Regions from separate parts of the Homo sapiens genome. Here region 2 is linked to region 1. Evidence: chromatin loops called from intact Hi-C (ENCODE). Cell type or tissue: PC-9. All regions are shown on one strand. Links, peaks and the distances in the headings refer to the core of each region. The heading gives the core; the rest is flanking DNA. Region 1 has its middle 32 kb from the start of MAP2. Region 2 has its middle 79 kb from the start of MAP2.

What was found. Peaks named below come from ENCODE experiments on the same cell type or tissue, not always from the same donor. Only the 100,000 strongest peaks of a DNase experiment are listed, where the experiment ranks them.
Region 2: a loop joins it to region 1, with 2.0 times the contacts of the local background. A loop is called at or near these places in 2 of 110 quality-filtered maps.

Annotation. Positions count from the first base shown.
Region 1 is chr2:209,390,598-209,393,531 of GRCh38, reverse strand. No RefSeq gene overlaps it. Among named protein-coding and RNA genes, the nearest start is that of MAP2, 32 kb to the left of the region's middle. In PC-9, for the core only: no CTCF peak of the experiment used is centred there; a DNase peak (open chromatin) is centred at 1,491; H3K27ac peaks cover 1,540 bases.
Region 2 is chr2:209,343,679-209,346,612 of GRCh38, reverse strand. No RefSeq gene overlaps it. Among named protein-coding and RNA genes, the nearest start is that of MAP2, 79 kb to the left of the region's middle. In PC-9, for the core only: no CTCF peak of the experiment used is centred there; no DNase peak of the experiment used is centred there.

The sequences.
Region 1 (2,934 bases), core at 173-2,672:
ACTAATTTTTAAATTAGACACAGTGGCTTCATGGCTGTAATCCCAGCTACTTGGGAGGCTGAAGCACGAGAATCTCTTGAACCCGGGAGGCGGAGGTTGCAGTGAACCAAGATCATGCCACTGCACTCCAGCCTGGGTGACACAGTGAGACTCCATCTCAAAAAATAAGTAAATAAAAATTAGTAATGGAACAAATAATCATGAGGAGAGCAGCATAAAATGTAAAATAAAAGGGAACATAAAATCAAGTCATGCTCTTTAGATTTACAAGAATGTCTTTTATCAGACTCTTACTATGTGTCAGATTCCTGGCAAAACACTCAATATGCATTGCATCACTTAATAATGATAGCTAATAAATAAATGACACATCATTTAATATGCATTCATTTGTAATTTGAAGTATTTTAAATATTCATTATGAATTCCAAGCTAAAATATGTACTTTAACAAATGCTAATTTGTTACATCTGTGAATTTGCCCAAGTGTATATTGATAGATAGTGATGAAGTTTCATTCCAGAATAATCAAGCTTTTGAATCATCAGGTAAACATACAAGCATGACTAAACATTTCATGAAAGTTTTCTCTAGGCACTAATTTTTATAACATTAATTTAAAGTGTTTATGTTTCTTTGCAAGTGCTGACAATGATACCAAAGAAAAATTTCAAAGTAACCATTAGGTCTAAGTAGGATAGTGTCACTCTTGATTTCCCGATATTTCCTAATATTTTTGGATTAAATGAGTAATAAGACTTAAGAGATGATCTATTTTGGTCATGCATAAAATGACTATAGGAGAAACACACTGAGGTAAGAATGTGCTGTTTTTCTACAAGATTCAGATTGCCATGCAACTGAATCACCAAAGGACAAATGCCATTATTAAAAACAAAAAACAAAAAAAAACCCCTGAAATTTGGGACTCAGGCATGGTCAGACTGTGAAACTGACTACTTATCAAAATTTGAAGAGAGCTGGGAAAAGTCTCTCCTCTTTCCCAGCTCTAAAACAATTTCCCCACCTGTTTTGCCACAGTCCCTGAAAAATTCCAATTAGACATATTTGTGGTTAATTTTTAGGGGTTATCAGACAATAGAGAAAAATGTAGCTTGTAGGAAAGAGCATTGAATTTGGAATCAGCTATTCTGCTTTGAACAAGCTTGTCACCTCTGACCCTCCTATTGCGAAGTTGGGAGAAGAATATCTTTCTCAAAGAGTTGTGCTGTGAGAACTAAATGTCATTCCATAAGTATTTGTGTACTAGAGAATGCTACATATAGTGATGCTAGTTCACTTAATTTTTCCCACAGTGGACAGACAGCTCATAAGTTTTGGAAGATGAGAGCACCAGTTGTTCTGTAAGGATTCAGGTAATATTATGAGTAACACTACATTGTAGAAAAAGGCAAGCAAAGCACATTTTGATTATTTCACTCTTTTGTAAGAGGCAGGCCATCAATGAAGGCAAAGTTTGATAAGCATGTGACATGGAACTGTATTAAATAATCTGGAAATTCCAGTCTGTCCTTCAGATTTCAGGATGGCAGTGTTCCCAGAGAAGTTACTCATCCTGTTCCTAAAAACTTCAGAGAAAGAATTTTCTGCCTTAGTAAAGCATCCTACAGTTTGCCAGTCACAACGATGTAGAAAGGCTTCCAAATATCTTGCTGCATTCCTGCTGCAGTTGGCCTGATTGTGCCCCTATTGGAGATGGAAAAGTCCGAATGGAATTTGCTTAAAAGAAATTCATTATGTATTGTAGAAAAAAAATTGATGACACTAACAATTCACTTTGCAAAAAGTTTTTTAAACTTTACATAGCAAATTTATTGTTAAATAAAATAGCACTTTTCATCTATTTATAAAATAGGTTCAAAATCAAACAGATAAATTTAAATACATAAATATACAAATATTCTTGTGGTAAGTGGCTTAATGGAAGAAAATTCTCCTTTGGGTTCCTAAAACTTTTAGTTACCAAAGGTCTAGATAGCTGAAGTCACCTTTGAACAATTTTAGTTAGTTTTGTTTATTGAAGAATTTAAAAAGGGTAAAACCACAAAGAATGAGGGAGAGAACGAAGAAAAAAGACGAGAATGTCTTGTAAAATTGAATGTACTTGAAAACTAACATAGAACGATCTAGATGTCTGAATTTTACTGAGATATATCAAAAAGCTGTTTGACTCTGTATAGACTAAAAAAAGTTTGTTTGAAAAAGCATAGGAAAGTTTTGTTTTTACTGCTTTTTAAAATAATAACTAACATAAATGTTAATAAGTTGAGCATATTTTCAAAGAAGTGAATTTAATAAGCTTTCCACATTCAATATATACATTAATTTTTTCTAATAACTTTTTAAATGATAAGAATAATGCCTTCTTATATGGTTTTATTATTAACCAAACAAATTAAAATATGTTAGAGTCCATTAGGCAATTAGGTAAACAATGAACTGCTTACTTTGGAGGCAAAACACATTTGGGCAACTCGACTATTATCAAGTAAATAAGCACTTTAGAGCACTAAATGGTACCCTAAGGAATAGGGTATAGTGAAATAGTGGTATAGTGAAATGATTAAGTGGTAATAGTTAATATTTATTGAGTGCTTATTGTAGTCAGGCACTACTGAATGCTTCATAAATATTAGTTTATTTATTTTTTACAACTCTATGATGGAAGTACTATTTTTATTTCTATGTCATATATGTGGAAACTGAGGTCAGAGAGAATATGGAAGCTGCCCAAGTTCTAAGAGTCCAGAAGGGACAGATTCAGGAATGGAAACCAGGTTGTCAGATCCCAGGAACACACCCTTTTATCTACTGGATAACATTACTCTATCATAGGGAGGCCCAAGGCAGAAGTCAGGGATGTTATGGAGAACAAATGAGCAGAGTTCAGATTTAATGTCATTTCCTGCTATG
Region 2 (2,934 bases), core at 104-2,603, 47 kb after region 1:
CTTTACAACCCTGAATTTTCCTCCTTAACTCATGTGAGTTAAGTGGTAAATCTAGCTAATAGTGGCTTAAGGATTGATCTCTCCATCTCCTTCTGTGTTTTTCTTTCAAAAGAAGACTCAGGCTATTGTTCATGTGAGGGCATATTCAAAATAACCTTCTACTCAGTTGTCTCTGATTGTGACTGGAAACTGGATAAGCATCCACATCCTGCCATTAATACATTAGAATTATAGGTAAGAGCAGTGATGTGGTGGCTACCAAATGGGCAGACTCTAGACCCTTTCCCTGTATAACTCAAGAAGTAGAAAGTTTCGTGTTTCGGAAAGATTGCTGATTTCTGATTTAAGGTTTGAAAAATACCAACCATTAGATATTATATTCTAGGTGGGCTGAAAGAGGTGTCTACATATTAGTGCCTGTCACATACACAGCCATTTTTTATTTTTATTTATTTATTTATTGAGACGATGTCTTGCTCTGTTGCCCAGGTTGGAGTGCAGTGGTGCAATCTCGGTTCACTGCAACCTCCACCTCCTGGGTTCAAGCGATTCTCCTATCTCAGCCTCCCAAATAGCTGGGATTACAGGCAGGTGCCACCACGCCCAGCTACTTTTTTTTTGTGTGTGTATTTTTAGTAGAGATGGGGTTTCACCATGTTGGCCAGGCTGGTCTCAAACTCCTGACCTCAGGTGATCTGCCTGCCTCAGCCTCCCAAAGTGCTGGGGTTACAGGCGTGAGCCATCATGCCCACCCCACAGCCATTTTTTAAAGTACTTGGTCCAGTCTAATTTCCTTCTCCATCTTAGCAGGCATTGCTAGTGCCACATGTTTTGTTAGGGGAAGATACCAGGCCACTCATGTGGCCATAGCAAATTTTTCCTAGACTGTTGCCTGACCCCAGAACAGGCTGATTGTTTACACTTGGCATCTCACAGCAAGAAAACATATGGAGGCCTACGTACCACATCTCTTAATTACCAGAAGTTATAAATAAACAATATCAGAATTATTTAGATATCCAGAATTCTAAAGTTAATTTTAAAAATTTAATTACATTTATAAATTAATAAAACTATAACTATTTACAATTCTACTATTCAATATCTACCTGTGTATCCATGAAATAAATAGTATTACACTTCATTCTTTCTCTCTGTATATGTATATATTTTTGTTTGTTATTTAATACATATTTCTGAAGCTATTTAATACCAAAAAAATTCCTCAGTAGCCATTTGCAACTGTTGCAAATATCCTCCTAGTTAATCAGTTTCTACAAATTAAAATATAAAGGGAGACAATAAAATGAACCTTCATTATTCCTGGGAAACAATAATTAATTATGCAAGAATTAGTATCTGGGAAGAATGTTGAAACAACTTACTTGATTAATCTTTTCAGTTACTTAAGAGCTTTAACTCTTCAAATTTCTCCTATACTCTGAAGCAGTGTCTTTCCAAAACTGGCAGCATAGTAAAACCCATAACCTTTCATGATATTTTTTATTTGCTTTTCTTTTGAGAACTTAGAACAAAAGATGTTGACAAGATTTTTTATAAAACTTGAACATTGTTCACCAAAAGAAAGGATATGTCGGTTACAGTTTACCTATGCTAAGTAACAGAAAAGTCTGAATGCTCTTTAGTACATTTCTTAGTTTGTATATGTGTGATACGTGTAGTCCTTTAAATACATGGGTTTGGTGTAGAGGCCCTTCTTATTTGGCTAATGGGCAGGACCGAATAGGGTTCTTTAGCTGTTCATGCAGACATAGCTGACTAGAACTGCCCAGTAGAACTATAGCACATCAAATGATATTCAGACCATCTCAAGCAAACTCTTCCCTTTGGAAAATGGGTGGCTTATGTGGCTGGGATTTCTGACTTAAGGATTGGCAAGCATGTTTCTGTGTAGTTATGCAAACTCCTTTACATTATGGAATTTGAAGAATTGGACCTAGGTTGATGTGCAGCTGATAAACGGACTTCTGCTGCTACCTCATGCACTGTTATCCTTGCAATAGATATACGTTATTATGGATAACCTAGGTTTGTTTTTGTTTTTGTTTTAAGACACTAGGTGGCCTAAACAGCAGGTCTAAGGTCTAATACATAGTCTTTCACAAACGCCTTCAAGTCAAGCTGGGTTATTTTATACAAGCCACTGATATCCTAGAGCTTCAGTTATCTTTTAATATAAAATGAGGGAAAGTATCTGTCACTCAGTGTTGTTTCAAACATTATCAATGCTCATATGTTTAGAAGGTGCTTAGTTAATTAATATAAATGGAAATAAAAACAACAGAAACAGTTATTGTCTTGAGCTGCTGTTTACTCCAGTGCTGTTTTAAATTTATTGAGTCCAATCATTGGTAGATTCTATTACTTCTACCAAAACTTTTACACTAAGATTTTATTAAAGCTACTCTTGTATTGTAACTTGTTAGATTTTCTTGAAATATTTTGTAACAAATGTATAGTTCAGAGTTATTTTGCAGAGATGAAATTGAATATCAAATATGGATAACAATAAAAAATGCAGAAAAAACATTCAAATGTATTTTAATATGATTTTCTAATTTTTAAGTTGGTCTGTTTTCTAAAAGAATTCATGATAGCTAAATGGCATTGATACACACTTGAGATAAATATTTAAAAATCTGACTAAAATGCTTAGGAAATGAGAAAACTATTTCACAAAGTTAGGCTTAGTTAACCACTGCTACTGGATTCAATATTTAACCCTGAGTCTCAGAATCCAAAAGGGAGAAGTATTTACATTGACTGAAATAGATAGCATAACATTGTGTGAGAAAATAAGTGGTCCAAATTCACTTGAAGACACAGAACTGTATTAAATATGAATCCTGTCCTCTATTAGAATCAAAAGCTCCTCATGTCATTTATCTTTCTAAGCCTAACACTCAACACAAA